Regions from separate parts of the Homo sapiens genome. Here region 1 is linked to region 2. Evidence: chromatin loops called from intact Hi-C (ENCODE). Cell type or tissue: dorsolateral prefrontal cortex. All regions are shown on one strand.

Region 1 (8,000 bases), 78 kb after region 2:
CCCCATCTCTACTAAAAATACAAAAACTAGCAGGGCGTGGTGGCGTGCACCTGTAATCCCAGCTACTGGGGAGGCTGAGGCAGGAGAATCACTTGAACCCAGGAGGCGGAGGTTGCAGTGAGCCAAGATCGTGCCACTGCACTCCAGCCTGGGCAACAGAGCAAAACTCCATCTCAAAAAAAAAAAAAAGAAGAAAACTAAAGGAATAAAAGGTGGTTATTCCATAGGCAGAGCAGCCTTTGAGGGCTGTTGGCCGGCTATATTTATAGTTAATTCTTGATTATATGCTAAATATGGGGTTGATTATTCATGAGTTTTCCAGGAAAGGGGCAGAGATTTCCCAGAACTGAGGGTTCCTCCTTCTTTTAGACCATATAAGGTAACTTCTGGATGTGCGATGGCATTCGTAAACTGTCATGGCGCTAGTGAGAGTGCCTTTAGCATGCTAATGCATTGTAATTAGCATATAATGAGCAGTGAGGACAATCAGAGATTGCTTTTGTTGCCATCTTGGTTTTGGCAGGTTTTGACTGGCTTCTTTGCCACATCCTGTTTTATCAGCAGTGTCCTTGTGACCCGCATCTTGTAAAACAAGTCCTGCCGAATTTCTGTCTCATCTCCACCTTTATGGGTTTCTGATTTTTAAAAAATCCCTTTATAGTCACTTTAGGGTTTTCAAGAAGAGCAAGATGAATTGTGTGCATTCAATTCACCATCTTTACTGGAAGTCTCCATCTGCATTCCACCTTTGAACTGATGGGCTTATGCCTTTTAATAAAATCCTTTTACTGTTATTTCCATGGGCTTTGGGGAGTGTAAACTAATGAATGGGTTCAACTTGCCATCTTTAACTGGAACTGATTTGTTTGTTATTAAACTTTGCTCTAGACATAAATGTCTATCTCCCCACTTACAGCACTTACTGTGGTGAGCTTCTTAAGAAGAATTTTTTGTTTTTTTGTTTTTTGCCTCAAAAGCCAGCACAACGGCTGGATACTAAAGACTTATGACTGGGCCTAGGTTTTCATGTTATTTAAACTACCTTCCCTTCTCCTCCACAAATGTGCATTCAACAAATATTTACCAAATATTTAGTAAGCATCTACTGTTTGTCAGGTAATATTCAGGCCCCAGGCACACAGCAGAAGTCAAGTCCGACTGAGTTGATGCTCACATGGAACTTGCATTCAGCTCTGTTAAAATATTCTCTAGGAGCTTATTACTTCTCAAGGCAGCCCACCCTATCAGCTCCTGCTGAAAACTGGTTTCCCATTACTTTCGCTCATTGGTCCAAATTCCTCCTGGCAGAGGCTCCCTCTTCTGTAGGATAGACCTCCAGTTAAGTAAAGATGATCTGTGATTCTGTTTTCTTCATACTTTCCTTCAACCACTCATACAGTTCCGGCGCCTCCTCCCACAATGAAGTCACGAAACACTCAGGATGCTCCCCCATTCTCTTCCTTCTTCTCTGTGAGTAGGAAAGTGGGATAAAGTCAAAAATAATATATTTAGTCTTTGTCCCAGGTTCCTGGCACAGAGCTTCAAAAACCCTCAGAAGTTTGAATGACAGGAATGTCTTTTGTTATTCATAATGAGCCCTTTTCAGCCACACCTGAGTTTATGCTAATGAGATGACTCACAGCAGATCCCCTAGACAGTTTCAGAACAGAGGCTGGTTCTCAGGAAAACCAACCAAGGGATTAAAGAGTTGGAACTTTCAGCCCCTCCCCTCTCCCTTCCACCTCCAGGAAAAGATGGAGATGGAGTCCAGTCACATGGCCAATGATTAAATCAATCATGCTTACATAATGAAACCTCAACAGAAACTCTGAACAACAAGGCTTGGAGAACTTCCTGGTTGGTAAACATACTAATATTGGCATACCAGAAGGGTGGCACACCCTGACTCCAACAGAAGCTTTTGTGCTTGGGACTCTTCCAGACCTTGCTGTGTGTGCATGTTCATCAGGCTGTTTATTTGTATCTTTTACAATAAAATGGTAATTGTAAATATAATGCTTCCAGTGAGTTCTCTGAGTCATTCTTTATCAACCCAAAATGAGGGTGTAGAGGAACCCCCGAATTTATAGCTGGGCAGGCAGAAGTGTGAGTGGCTTGAGGACACCCAGGACTTGTAGTTGGTACCTGAAGTGGGCAGTCTTGCGGGACTAAGCCCCTTAACCTGTGGGATTTGTGCTAACGCCAGGTAGCTGATGTCAGAATTGAATTGGATTGAATTGAATTGAATTGAATTGAATTGAATTGAATTGAATTGAATTGAATTGAATTGAGTGACATCCAGTCGGTGTCAGGGGACTGGTGTGGGAAGGCAGAAAGGGAGCCTGCTGTGATGCTCGGCACCCCAATATCTTTCCCTCTTGGCCTCATGCTCTCTGCCCAGCCAAAGAGAACTCAATTTACCCTTGGAGCACCATTGTTTGATGGGATGGGCCTAGGGCTCTGAAAACAGCTTCCTTCCTTCTCCAATTGTGTGTACTGCAATCTGTTTCCCATTATTTCCCATTATTTCTCTGTTTGAAGGAAGGTTTACTTATCATCTCCAATGACTGTAAAACCCATCAGAGTTGTCTTGGCTCCTGTGAAATGTCCAGCAAATATGGGCATTCAGGGGATGCTCAGTAATGGTGCTTGGCATGTGTTAGCTTGGCATGCATTAATTTGCCCTTTGAAGAGATCCTGCCCCTCCTCCACCCTCCTTCCCTCCTGCAGACTCCCATGAAAGCTTTCATGAGTGCTCAGAGGGTCCTCACTGGAATGAGTCCTAGAGGCCCAAGTCTAACTTTTGTTGGATTGGGAGGAACCCACGTGGATACATATCACAACTTCAGTTTTTGTTGGTTGTTTTTGAGGCTGTTGTTTTGGTTTACCATGGAACATGCACCTGTATGTGCAGGGGTGGGGGTGGTTTGATGAGTGATATGGATGCTGAGGTGTCTGGCCAGGCATCCCACTTCCTGCAAGACAGGAGTAGGAATAACAACTCACATCTGCACATCCCTCTACAGACTATCAAGTTCCTTCCCACACCAAAGAGCATCCTCCCAACCTGTGTTTGTCTGTAACCCTAACCAATATCCCAGTTTTACAGATGGGAAAAATAAGGCTAAACAAAATTAGGTAACAGCTAGCAAATGAAGAGATCTCAGGTCTTCTGACTGCAGATCTCTTGAGCTTTCCGTTCCACCATTCTGTGACCCACCTGAAGGCAGAAGGAATCACAGTGGGTAGGCAGAGAGAAAGGTGCAGGATCCTTCTTTCCCTGTCATCTCCCTTCTGTCCCTCACACTGTAGCTCTTGCCTCACTGGCTCCAATGCACAGAGCCAATTATGTGCCTCTGCCAAGCACACTCCAGCTGTGGGGTGGGAATGGCAGAGAAGAGCCAGAGACTAAAAAGCATGTGCACCCATTAGCCAGCAGTCCACAGCATTGGGTTGGGAGGGGGAACAGCTGGCATTGGCTGCAACAATACCCTCTTTCCTTAGTTTTAGCCCTTTCCAAGCTTCTGCCCCTTGCAATTTGCTCTCCAAAATTGCCCCAACCAAGAGAGGCCACTTTTAGGCTGATTCAGAAAAAGACCAAGAGTGGGCTTACTCAGTCCTTTCTGGACAAGGGGGAACTGACAAAGCTCCTTTCAGGAATCTCTGGGCCTGACTCTCTAATCTTTTTTTTTTTTTTTTTTTTTTTTTTTTTGAGACAGAGTCTTGCTCTGTGGCCCATGCTGGAGTGCAGTGGCGTGATCTCTGCTCACTGCAACCTCTGCTTCTTGGGTTAAAGAAATTCTCCTGCCTCAGCCTCCTGAGTAGCTAGGATTACAGGTGTGTGCCACCACACCTGGCTAATTTTTTTGTTTGCTTTGTTTTTTTTTTTTCTTTTTGAGACAGAGTCTCATTCTGTCACCCAGGCTGGAGTGCAGTGGCGCAATCTTGGCTCACTGCAACCTCTGCCTCCCGAGTTCAAGCGATTCTTCTGCCTCAACTTCCTGAGTAGCTGGGATTACAGGCGTGCACCACCACGCCCAGCTAATTTTTGTAATTTAAGTAGAGACGGGGTTTTACTGTGTTGCCCAGCTGGTCTTGAACTCCTGGCCTCAAGTGATCTGCCCACCTCGGCCTCCCAAAGTGCTGGGATTACAGGTGTGAGCCACTGCTCCTGGCCAGATCCCCTAATCTTAACCCTTGTGTCCAGCCCATCAACCTGGAGCAGGAAGTGGAAGGAGGGAAGGGCACTGGGACCACTTTCTTTGCTTTGGGCTCGTCCTACTGCCAGAGGCTCAGCAGGGCCACCATATCTGATGGCAGAGTAAGTGCTTATAACTTAGTGCTAACGTCAGGGGCTCTGAGACCAAGTGCTATCAACATTGATCTTATTTTTACCAGAGAAGAAAGTCCAGAGTTAGATATAAAAAGTCTTACATTATTTAAATATGAATATCATCTTTGTCTGTTTTGTGCTGCTCCCACAGAATACCTCAGACTGGGTAATTTATAGTGAATAGAAATTTACTGGCTTATGGTTCTGGAGGCTGGGAAGTCCAAGACTGAGGGGGTGGCGTCTGGTAAGCCCTTGCTGCACCATAGCATGGCAGAAGGCATCACATGGGTGAGCGAGAGAGAGCGGGAGAGACAGAGAGAGGAGGTGGGGGAGAGAGAGGGGGGAGGAAGAGGGTGAAGACAGAGAGAAGGGCTAACCTCTTTTTATAAGGAACCCATTCCTGAGACAATGGCCAATGGCATTAATCCATTCATGAAGGCAGACCCCTCATGGCTAACCACCTCTTAAAGATCCTGCCTCTTTCTTTTTCTTTCTTTCTTTCTTTTTTTTTTTTTTTTTTTTTTGAGACAGAGTCTTGCTCTGTCACCCCAGCTGGAGTGCAATGGCATGATTTTAGCTCACTACAACCTCCGCCTCCCAGTTTCAAGTGATTCTTCTGCCTCAGCCTTCCAAGTAGCTGGGATTACAGGCACACATCACCACATCCAGCTAATTTTTGTATTTTTAGTAGAGGTGGGGTTTCACCATGTTGGCCAGGCTGGTCTCGAACTCCTGACCTCATGATCTGCCCATCTCACCCTCCCAAAGTGCTGAGATTACCGGTGTGAGCCACCATGCCCAGCCTCTTTTTCTGTTTTTTTAGAGACGAGGTCTCACTCTGTTGCCCAGGCTGGGGTACAATGGCACAATTATAACTCACTGCAGCCTCAAACTTCTAGGCTCAAGCCATCTTCCCACCTCAGTCTCAGCCTCCCGAGTAGCTGGCACCAACTACCTGCTAATAGCCATACTACAAACACCCAGCTAATTTTTTATGTTTTTACTTTTTGGAGATGGGGTCTCATTATGTTGCCCAGGCTGGTCTCAAACTCCTGGCCTTAAGCGATTTTCCCACCTCAGCCTCCTAAATAGCTGGAATTACAGGATGAACCACCGTATTAAGAGGCTCGCCTCTTAATATGGTTACAATAGCAATTATGCCTCCAACACATGCTTTTGGGAGGGACACATTCAAACCATAGCAAATACCTTCTGAAAAGTTGACCTGAACATTTACATAAGCTGTCACCCGGGAACTTATCTTCTAATGCAGGTGTAAATGACTATTAGAGATACTTTGCTGAAAACTTGGTGAAGAAGCAGAGAGCATGAGGATGTTAAGCCCCTTTAGAGAGTAGAGAAGGTGTGGCACGGGAAGGGAGAGCTAGCTAGGATACTGAGGAAAGGCTGAGTCTTCTTCACACAGCTTGGTGAAGGTTTCCTCGGCACCCAGATCCCAGCCTCTTTCTTGCAATGGATCAAGATGACTTGGTGACATTCTCTGCCACCCTAACTTCCATCTGATCATATTTTCCCCGCCTACACCATGTTTTAAGCTTAAGGAATAGTTTTAAGTGGATTCCTGCCCGCTCCCTCCAGCTTTCTCATTCTAGGGCCCCCCCTGGCTTTTTTTTTTTCCTGGGGTGGGGGAGGCGGTTGAGACCTGCTTAATTTATTCCAATGACACAACCGTGATCCCAAAGTGTGCAAAGTTAAAGCCTTCAATTGCAGCTGAGCAGAGGGCAGGAATGGTACACCTGGGGATGGTGGTGAGTCAGGAATGACAGGCAGGCGGCCATGACCAGGGCAGCCTCCTCCCCACATGGCCAGGGACAGGGGAGTGGCCTGAGGAGCAGGACCCAAGGGTAGCCCCGGGCTGGGGAAGGGGGCAGAGACCTCCCCTTGGCCTAGGGCCACTTTGATGGCCCTGTTCCGTGTGGCATGGGTGGGGGGGGCGATTCATCCGCTACTGTATGTGAAGAAGCTGGGAAGGTGGGCTTGGTGAAGGAGTAGTAAGTGTCACCTGGGCTGGGAGCTAAAGAGTAGATATTTTCTGATTTGAGAAGACATCTGAATGAGACCAGATGGAAAAGGCATCCATCTCTTGATTTGTACAGGTGAATTACCCACACTGCGGCTTCACTGGGGGCAAATTATCCACATTCATGTTGAGAGCATCCTCCCTTCTGTTTGTCCTATACTTTCAAGAACTCAGAAGAACCCACACAATCTCAAACAGTTCATGGAGTAAAAGGCAGTCAGTTCTAAGGGAAGCTGGCGCACCCATCGGGCTGTCCTTGGCATGGGTAGTAACATTAAGCAGGCTGATGGGAAGGAAGGTGGGGACCCCTTAAATTCTCCTATATTAACCCTCCAAAGGAGGTTCTTCATTCCAGCCTTTTGAGAGCCTGAGTCTGGGATCACTCAGGTTTATCCCGGGTCAGTCCTTCCAACACCTCTTCATCTCAAGTAGCTTGGATTAGCCACTTCAACACCCCACTGAGTTGGCTTCAAGCAATAATCTGGACAATGAAGAGAGGATCAGGGCCACTCCACAGCCTAGAAAGTGTGGTTTCTGGGCCCTACCCAGCTTCAGGGCCTAAAAGCCACTCTTAGCTCTTCCCAAGATATCTCCAGAATCAGAATGAGAGAGCTGCATGGAAGCGACCCCAGGCCCTGTGCGGTGTGGTCAGAGTCCAAGGCCAGGGCGCTTGCCCCAGTCACATAAATGGTTAGCAAAAGCCAGGGTGCGGCCCTAGTCCCACCCTCCCCCAGCCCCGAGGGGTCCTTCCAGAACTGCCACCTGAACAGGTGGCTGCTCCGGTGCTGAACCCCTGCCGAGCTGCGGGTGACCTTGGACATCCACCAAAGTCCCTGCGGCGGGGGGCGGGGTCCGCCCGAGCTCTAGCTCGGTATAGGGGGCTGCCGCAGCCTGATCACGTCTCCGCCTCCCTGACTGGGCTGGCTCGTCGCCTGCTGCTCCCTGGCAGCTGTCTGCCGCTGCCGGGAAGGTGATTGCCATGTTTGCAGCTCCTTTCCTTGTTTGGAAAGATCTGGAGGCAGGTGAGGCTGCCGGGAAAGCGCGACTGACAGGTTGTGATCTGCAGGTTTCGGCGCCGGGCTCCGAGCTCCAGGCAGTCTGGGGAAGGCTGTCCGTCTGCTGCGGGCTGCGTTCTGCCTCTGCGCCCCGTACGTGCCCCCTCTCGCGGACCGGGTGCCGGCCTTTTCCTCTGGGCCCCGCAGGCCCCCCACAGCCACCAGACCCCAGCCAGGGTCGCCTGGCCCTCCCTCTGGACCCGAGAGACCCCTAAACAAACCCCCAGCCCCACGAGCCGCCCTCCTCCACGGGCAGTCCTTCCCGGTGTCTGACTCAAATCTCCGGCTCTGGCACGACGCCGCGTCTCTGTAGGAAGGAGCATTGTGCGGTCGTGCCGGTTCCTTCCCGCGCACTTGGAGGGACCCACCTAGCAATCAGTCACGCTGGCATTTTTCTCCGAGCCGACAAGGCAATTTGTGAGGAGCAGGGCTTTCTCGCCGGCTGGATGCTAAGTGGGAGCAGAGGAGGTGGGCGTGGGGGGCGTTCTAAAGAGATACCCAAATTAAACATCCAATCTGCCATGTCCTGTGTCACTCAAGGCGATTCATTTTCTCCCTGGCTCCCGCTGGG
Region 2 (8,000 bases):
GAAAAAAGTTGGCTAGGCGTGGTGGCTCACACCTGTAATCCCAGCACTTTGGGAGGCCGAGGTGGGCAGACCACTTGAGATCAGGAGTTCGAGACCAGCCTGGCCAACGTTGTGAAACCCCGTCTCTACAAAATATTAGCCGGGTGTGGCAGTGCGTGCCTGTAGTCCCAACTACTCAGGAGGCTGAGGCACAAGAATTGCTTGAGCCTGGGAGGCGGAGGTTGCAGTGAGCCGAGATCGTGCCACTGCACTCCAGCCCAGGCGATGGAGCGAGACTCTGTCTCAAAAAAAAAAAAAAAAAAAAGGACTTAGGAAAAAGAATTAAATAGAAGGCCTGGAGGAGAAAAAAAGCCTAGTGTCATCTGGTCCCAAGCCACCACACCACTCCTCCTGTCACCCACTCCAGAGAAACAAGGTCCCAGTGGGCCCCATGCAGGTTTATTCGAGTCTCTCCTTACAATACTTGCTCTGCCTAGAACAAGGCTTATCTCTAAGACATAATCTTGCCATTGTAGAATTCATTCTGTCGTCCAACAGATACTTCTTGAACATTGACCACATGACAAGCGGTCTAGGTGCTTGGTATAAATCCATGAGCAAAACAGACAAAAAGTCCCTATCCTTGTGGAGCTTACGTTTTCGCATAGGAGGAAAGACAATAGATAAAATACATTTTTAAAAAATATGTAGGCTGGGCGTGGTGGCTCACACCTGTAATCCCAGCACTTTGGGAGGCTGAGGTGGGTGGATCATCTGAGGTCAGGAGTGTGAGATCAGCCTGGCCAACATGGTGAAATCCCCATCTCTACTGAAATTACAAAAATTAGCCGGGTGTGGTGGCACATGCCTGTAATCCCAGCTACTCAAGAGGCTGAGGCAGGAGAATCGCTTGAACCCGGGAGGCGGAGGTTGCATGAGCCAAGATTGAGCCACTGCACTCCAGCCTGGGCGACAGAGCAAGACTCCGTCTCAAAAAAAAAAAAAAAGTAGTAATTTTGAAGGTGATATTGAGGAGGAAAAAAAGAGAGTAAGGGGATCCCAAGTGCTAGGGACCACACAGGTGGAGTGGGCTTATGAGCTGCAGTTTTAAATAGGGTAGTTGGGGAAGGTCTTGATGAGAAGGGGCTATTTGAGCTGTGTCCCAAAGAGAGTAAAGGAGTGAACCTGGGGGCCCTGGGGAAGTGGCTTTCAGGGGGCAGGGCAGCCCGTGCAGTGTGTGCCAGGAGTGGGGCAAGCCTGCAGGAAAGCGGGAACAGATGACTTCAGAGGTGGGGCGGGGCGTAGGGCAAGCAGAGCACGTTAAGGCTCTAGGGAGAGTCATTGGAGGGCTCTGAGCAGATATGTTACACTTCAACAGGATTTGTCTGGCTGCTGTGTGGAAAACAGTCCACAGAGGGAAAGGATGGAATCAGGGGAGCAGTTAGGCAGCTATTGCAATCAATAATCCAGATGAAAGATGAGAGTATCTTGGATCAGGGTGGTAGTGATGGAGACGGTGAGAAGAGATCAGGTTCAAGGTGCATTTTTTTTTTTTTTTTGAGACGGAGTCTTGCACTGTTGCCCAGGCTGGAGTGCAATGGCACAAACTTGGCTCACTGCAACCTCCACCTCCCAGCTCAAGCAATTCTCCTGCCTCAGCCTCCCAAGTAGCTGGGATTACAGGCACCCATCACTACACCTGGCTAATTTTTGTATTTTTAGTAGAGACGAGGTTTCACCATGTTGGTCAGGCTGGTCTTGAACTCCTGACCTTAGGTGATCCGTCCGCCTCGGCCTCCCAAAGTGCTGGGATTACAGGCATGAGCCACTGTGCCCAGCCTGCATTTTCAATTATAACTTACAAACTAGTTGGGACACCAGTCATTCCTGTGAAACAGATAAGACCGTACACTCTACCATACTGCAATGATGTGGCTTGAGAGGTCCAGAAAATTCAACCTAGTTGAGGAAGATGTAGGAGAGCTTTATTTTTTATTGGGTCTCTGCTGTTGAAGAAAGCACAAATGTAACAATAGTGAGCTTATAGACTACTGCAACACACTGAAATGAGTCAATCCCAAATGATCATGAGGCTGCCACTTCCTCAAACCCTGTCCTCATTCCTGCAGAAGAGAAGAACTTTAGCCATTTGAAAACTGGCAGAAGGACCAGAGCCAGCCATGGTAACTTCTAATTTGCATTTATTTGCAATTTATACAGGCTTTACCATGCTATGTCAGTATGTGATTAATGGAATGACCTTAGCAATTGTCACAACCAGAATGAGAGGTGCAGACCATTAGTACATAAAAATTCGAAAGAGAAAAAGATCACGGTAAACTGGAGAAGAGAAGGCTCCTGAAGAAGGGGCTGGAGAAGTGCAATCGGTGGGGAGGGAGGATGAGGAAAGGCACTCCTGGCGGGGCAAACTGCATGTGTAAAGGCTTGCAGTAAGGAATCAACTTGGATAACAAGGACAGCAAGGAAGGTGAGTTGACCAAACCCAAGATACGGTTGCATGATGGAAGCTTTGAAGGCCAGACTGCACAGCCCAACAGGCAGTTGGGGAGCCATTGCTGGTCTTTGAGAAAGCGAGTGGTTGTGTCTACAGAGTGAAGATTAACCTGGTGACTGCGGGTGGGGTGATTCAAGGCAGGCAGAGGCAAAAGGAAAGTGGGAGATTTAGGAATCGACCACAGCAGTAAAACCTGGCATAAGTTCCATGGTGGTGACAGTGGCGACAGGAAGTTGTATCGAATGGAGAGGGTTTAGAAGGAAGATGGCAAACCAGGTTGGTACAGATGGGTTTTGAAGTGGTGGTGAGAATTCCAAATGAGGGTGTGCTAGAGGTCAGTTTTTCTAATGTGTCCACCTAGATATCAGTTATGTGAGACTGTCTTGGAGGCAGGAGGTATGGGGTTCATGTTCCAGTATGTTGGGAAACATGGCATTTGACGTGTCCCTCTAGTAGTTCACAGTGTGCACGAGAAGGTAACAGGCTCTGATGCTTTTGTCTAAGCCAACATCTCGACCCCCCTATTTTTGCTGACCCTTTGAGCCAATGGTTTGAGATTCCATGGGCCACAGTTTGGGAGATGCTGTGGAGATACAGTCCCAGAGTTGGGCGAGAACTATGTACCCTAAATAATTTGGACAGCCAGCAGGATAAGGGTGACTCCAGAAGTTGATACTAGTCTGTCACTAGGAAAGAAAGCAGAGGGTCAAGGCTGAGGGTCCCAGGACAAAGCGTCCAGCGAGACAGCTGGAACAGAGAAAAGGAGCAACACAGCTGGAGATAGCACTCAGAGAGGAAAGCCGAGAACCACGGAATCTTGTATGGGAAGGCAAGGGACATGTTTCAGAAAAATGGCAGCTCCCTCCATCTGGATGCTTCCTTATCCTCCTGGCCTCTCCAAGTCCGGCCTCCTCCAAGAAGCCTTCTCTAATGCCAAGACACACCACCCCGTTCCCCTGCACCCTGCACTTCCCTGCCTGTTCCCTTAACATCTGCATGTGCTGTCTCTGAGTGTCCTTTGCTTCCCTGGGGAGGCTGTGAGTTTCTCATATCCCGTGACTAGCAGGATAGATGCTCAGTATGTTTGCTGATGGGAGGGATGGATGAAGAGAGGAAGGCAGGTGTAGACAGGAGAGATCATTCAGATCTGGGTGAGAACCGAGGAGGGGGGCAGGCAGGCTGAGTACAGAGGAGGCTAGGTTCTTCCCAGCTGCCTCTGGGGAACCCCTGGTGGAGGCTGCTCCCATCTCGTGGGGAGCAGTTGCGGGGCCCTTTTGAGGGCGGTAAACAGATGGGACCTGGTGAGCCGGGAGATGCTTGAGGTTCCAGGGAGGCTGCTGCGGAGACAGGCGGTCAGGACAAAGATCCCATGGATATGTACTGGGCAGCTGCTGGCTGACCTGCACCGAGGATGGTGGTGGCAGGTGGGGAGCGGGGTCCTCCATGGCAGTGCTCCTCTGCCAGTGCCCACGTGTATAGGAGCCCCTGGGGGGTCCTGGCTCAGCCGCGTGACCTTGGATGAGTGAGTGGCCTCCCCTTCCTTGGGCCCTGTGTTTTCGTCAGCCCTTCCCGCCCAAATTCCTGGAAGGCCTTTCCTCTTTCCTAGAATCTCCACCCTGCTGCAGCCTGCCGAGTGGGATAGCACCCCACACACGCCCCAGGAGGAGGGAGTGGGCTCAGGGAGGAGCATGATTCCCATGGAGTGAGAGATACTGAATCAGAGAGTGAGCTGGCAGCAGTATACAGGCAAACAGTATACGGGCAAACTGGCCCTTTACGTGGGCCTGGAGCAAGGAGGGCCTGAGCGGCTGAGGTCAGCCTTCTGGGCTTGCCCTAGACCCGCAGCCTAGTGGCTCTGACCGAGGCCAGCTGTGGTCTCTGGTGCCACCCTGTGGTGGTGCCAGGAACCATTTCCCTTAGCCTCACCTTAGGGCCTCTTTGGCCCGTGGCATGGCCCTGGTTTCAGCCACCTTCCCAGGCCCTGTAAGGCAAGGGAAGGGGCAGTGTTGGCCAAAGAACAGTACTGTGGCCCGGCCCCACTGGCACAGAAAGCCACCCACCCAGCCTTCTCTCCTGTCCCACCTGCTTCCTTTCTCTTCTTTTCACCTTTCCTGCCTCCTCATTTTGGCTGTGTCCACGGGGCATACAGATTTGCACACTCATGTTCATCATGTCGGCACAGGCATGCAGGCCCTCCCAGCATGTGCTCTCTGGGTGGCAGGCTTGCTATGACGGCAAGCGTGTATGCCTGTGCATGTGCCCACTTGTGTGTACTCGACATTGCCACGCACGCACACACGCACATGCTTTCACCCCCATTTCTGCCGTCCTTGCCCTGTGCTTGTGCCCTGCCATGCTGGTGTCTTACACTTATAACCCAGGCTGGCAGCACTGCCAGGCCCCCACCTTGCCCTGCAGGCCCAGACCACAGCCAAGAACCACAGCCCTAGTTTCTGGCACCTTGGCAGCTGATTGGCACTCACGGGGCATCTCCTGAGCCAGTGCCTGGGAACCTGTTTTCCCTGTGCCCTGCAGGCAGACAAAATCAGGTGCAGAACACCTAGGTGGCTCCTGGTTCTGGGTCTTGGAAGCCAAGTTGATAGTGTTGGGGCAGAGTGACTGCCAGGTGTCTGGCAGAGGGGTATCAGTGACATTTGCACACGTTCTATGTGCAGGAGAAGCAACGATGCATCATTGCTGGGTGGCCTCAGGCAAGTTCTTTAACCTCTGCAAGCCTCAGCTCCTCAGATATCCAATGAGAATGAATGGCATACCTCCTCAGGGTTGTGGCTGTGAATGGCATGGAGTGGGCAGTGTGCTGCAGCTGGAACTGGCACACGTGTCTCACTGCACCATGAATAGGGATTGAGCTGGGCCAGCACCACACCAAGGACAGTGGGGATGGAAGACCCTGGTGCTGTGGGTACTGCCCTCTGCCTCTCCTCTTGCCTGTCTCTCACTCCAGCTACCAACGCTGCGGCATGTTAGGGCTCCAGGATGGGTGGAGTGCTGCGGGGCCTCGAACTGGAGCTGCTCAAACCTGGGGTGCAGACAGCCTGTCCTTCCTGGCCTCTCCTTTCCCTGCCTCCCTCCCACCCCCTCTACACCCCAGGAGCACACGCTGATGCTGTCCCCTCCATCTCTTTTCCTCACCCAGAATTCCCCTACACCCCGTCTCCTCCCGAACATGGGCGGCGCGCCGGGCCGGTGCCCACGGCCATCATTGGGGGCGTGGCGGGGAGCATCCTGCTGGTGTTGATTGTGGTCGGCGGGATCGTGGTCGCCCTGCGTCGGCGCCGGCACACCTTCAAGGGTGACTACAGCACCAAGAAGCACGTGTATGGCAACGGCTACAGCAAGGCAGGCATCCCCCAGCACCACCCACCAATGGCACAGAACCTGCAGTACCCCGACGACTCAGACGACGAGAAGAAGGCCGGCCCACTGGGTGGAAGCAGCTATGAGGAGGAGGAGGAGGAGGAGGAGGGCGGTGGAGGGGGCGAGCGCAAGGTGGGCGGCCCCCACCCCAAATATGACGAGGACGCCAAGCGGCCCTACTTCACCGTGGATGAGGCCGAGGCCCGTCAGGACGGCTACGGGGACCGGACTCTGGGCTACCAGTACGACCCTGAGCAGCTGGACTTGGCTGAGAACATGGTTTCTCAGAACGACGGGTCTTTCATTTCCAAGAAGGAGTGGTACGTGTAGCCCCCCTTCCAGAGCCTCTGTCTGTGACCGCTCCTCCCCAGCCCCTCCCCGCACGCCCCCTGCCCACCCCCCACCTCCCACTCCAGGAGCTGAACAGAGACTTGCCCAGCTGCCCAAAGCCAGCCCCGAACTCCTGGGGGGCCAGGGGAGCCCAGGGCAGCCACGACTTGGCTTTGTGTTTTATTTCCTCCCTCTCCTCCGCCCTTCCCCATGGTGTTGTGTTCGACTGTGGCTTTAGTGTTACTGTATCTTCCCTTTACGGGCCCCACCTGCCTGCCCTCTGTGTAGGGAGCCCTGTTCTCGTCTTGTGTACCTGGGCATCCCTCCAGGGTTTGGGGAGCCAGCCTCCCCCGCCCCCCTACACTGGAATTTGTTTGTGTTTCTTCACTGGGGGTGGAGGGCTCAAGGGGCTCTAAGAGGGAAAAGCTCCCCACACCCCCAGATGCTGCTCCTCCTCCCGGCTAGAGGGAACCCAACACCCACCAGTGAAATCTGATGCAGCTGGGAGTTTGGACCTTGGGTCTAGACAGCTGGTGCGCCCAAGAGGTAGGGGGAGGGGTGCGGCTTCTCCCCAGTTCCCAGGGAGTCTTGTTTGTTAAGCGGGGCCTTGGGCAGTGTTTTCCTGCTGAGGGTGGTTTTACATTTTTTTTCCTCATTGGCCCACAGAGAGTGGAGTTGGCCTAGCTCTGACGCGTCCCCTCTTTATCCCCAATGTGCCCCCTCCATTAGGGGCTCCAGGTGGGCTCCAGCCCACACTTGCTCTCTGCCTCTGCTGACACGTGCACACACACACACATGCACACACTGCTCCTCTCTGCCTGCTTTCCCCTGGAGTCCCATGCCCTGCCCCATCCAGACACTGCCCAAGGCCCACCCGTCTATTTCCACCTCATTCCCCCTTTAAGCTGAGAATGGGGTCTGCCTATAGAAGCTTCCAGAGACAGCTGAGACTGGGTCCCCGGTGCCTCCACCCTAGGATCTCAGGCCTGCCCCAAACTGCTTCTTACAGCGTGGAGGTTTCTCTGATTTCTCCCTTATCTAGCAACACTTGGTTCTTTTGGCTAGTCAGGGCTGGGATCCCAGGGGGATCCACCTGCAGGAGTCAGAGGTAAAGAAGCATCCACACGGAGGGTAGTGGGGAAGGAAGCCCACATGGCAGAAGCTCTGCAAACACAGTCCGAGGGACTGAGGAGTCCATACAATGCCTCACACACAAAGGCCATTGTCAAAGCCTCGGGCCTGGCAGAAAGTGAGGGGGGTGGGGCCGCTAGGCCACCTCCTGCTCAGCCACCCCTGGTCCTCATTCTGGGATGAGGGGAGGGCCTAGGAGAAGCCCTCCCTTTCAGTGCAGATTCCCTTCTTGAATGGGACATTGAGTTCCTATCAGCCACCCCAGACTGGGTCTTCCCATGTATATAATGGAGGAAGACCCCTCCCAGCCCTCTCAGTCCCCCAGCTCAAAGTGCCTCAGTTCCTCCATCTGCTCCCAGATCCCCTGGCACTCTAGACAGGCATGCCCATGGGAAGGACCCTGGGATGGAGAGGCAGGCTTCGCGGCCCTTCATGCCTGCCCACTGGGATTCCAGTTAACTCACCCCAGGGTGTCAGGGGCTCTGCAGGATGGCAAGTGTTGGGGAGGAGGGAGGCAGACCACTCTGTGCCCCACGGGCACTGACCCACCCTGCCATAGGCTTCCTAAGGGAGCCCCCCAACCCCTCCCCTCCCCTCCCTGGTGCTGCTATTGAACCCCCTGCCAGCTCCATTTCTGCCCTGGCAACCCTGGGCCCAGCAGGTGGGT

Evidence for each region. Peaks named below come from ENCODE experiments on the same cell type or tissue, not always from the same donor. Only the 100,000 strongest peaks of a DNase experiment are listed, where the experiment ranks them.
Region 1: it touches region 2 in a loop (1.9-fold over the local background); 2 of 110 quality-filtered maps call a loop at or near these places.

Annotation. Positions count from the first base shown.
Region 1 is chr11:119,584,602-119,592,601 of GRCh38, reverse strand. No RefSeq gene overlaps it. Among named protein-coding and RNA genes, the nearest start is that of NECTIN1-AS1, 120 kb to the left of the region's middle. RefSeq lists an enhancer at 6,480-7,294. In dorsolateral prefrontal cortex, no CTCF peak of the experiment used is centred here; DNase peaks (open chromatin) are centred at 3,381, 7,416 and 7,792; H3K4me3 peaks cover 1,066 bases; H3K27ac peaks cover 2,657 bases.
Region 2 is chr11:119,662,949-119,670,948 of GRCh38, reverse strand. NECTIN1 (nectin cell adhesion molecule 1) reads left to right here. Exons shown (of 6, transcript NM_002855.5): 6 at 5,652-8,000. The coding sequence ends at 6,202. Among named protein-coding and RNA genes, the nearest start is that of NECTIN1-AS1, 43 kb to the left of the region's middle. RefSeq lists enhancers at 5,278-5,814, 5,815-6,353. In dorsolateral prefrontal cortex, CTCF peaks have their summits at 4,177, 4,377 (motif pointing left) and 6,742; DNase peaks (open chromatin) are centred at 4,358, 6,730 and 7,448; H3K27ac peaks cover 5,571 bases.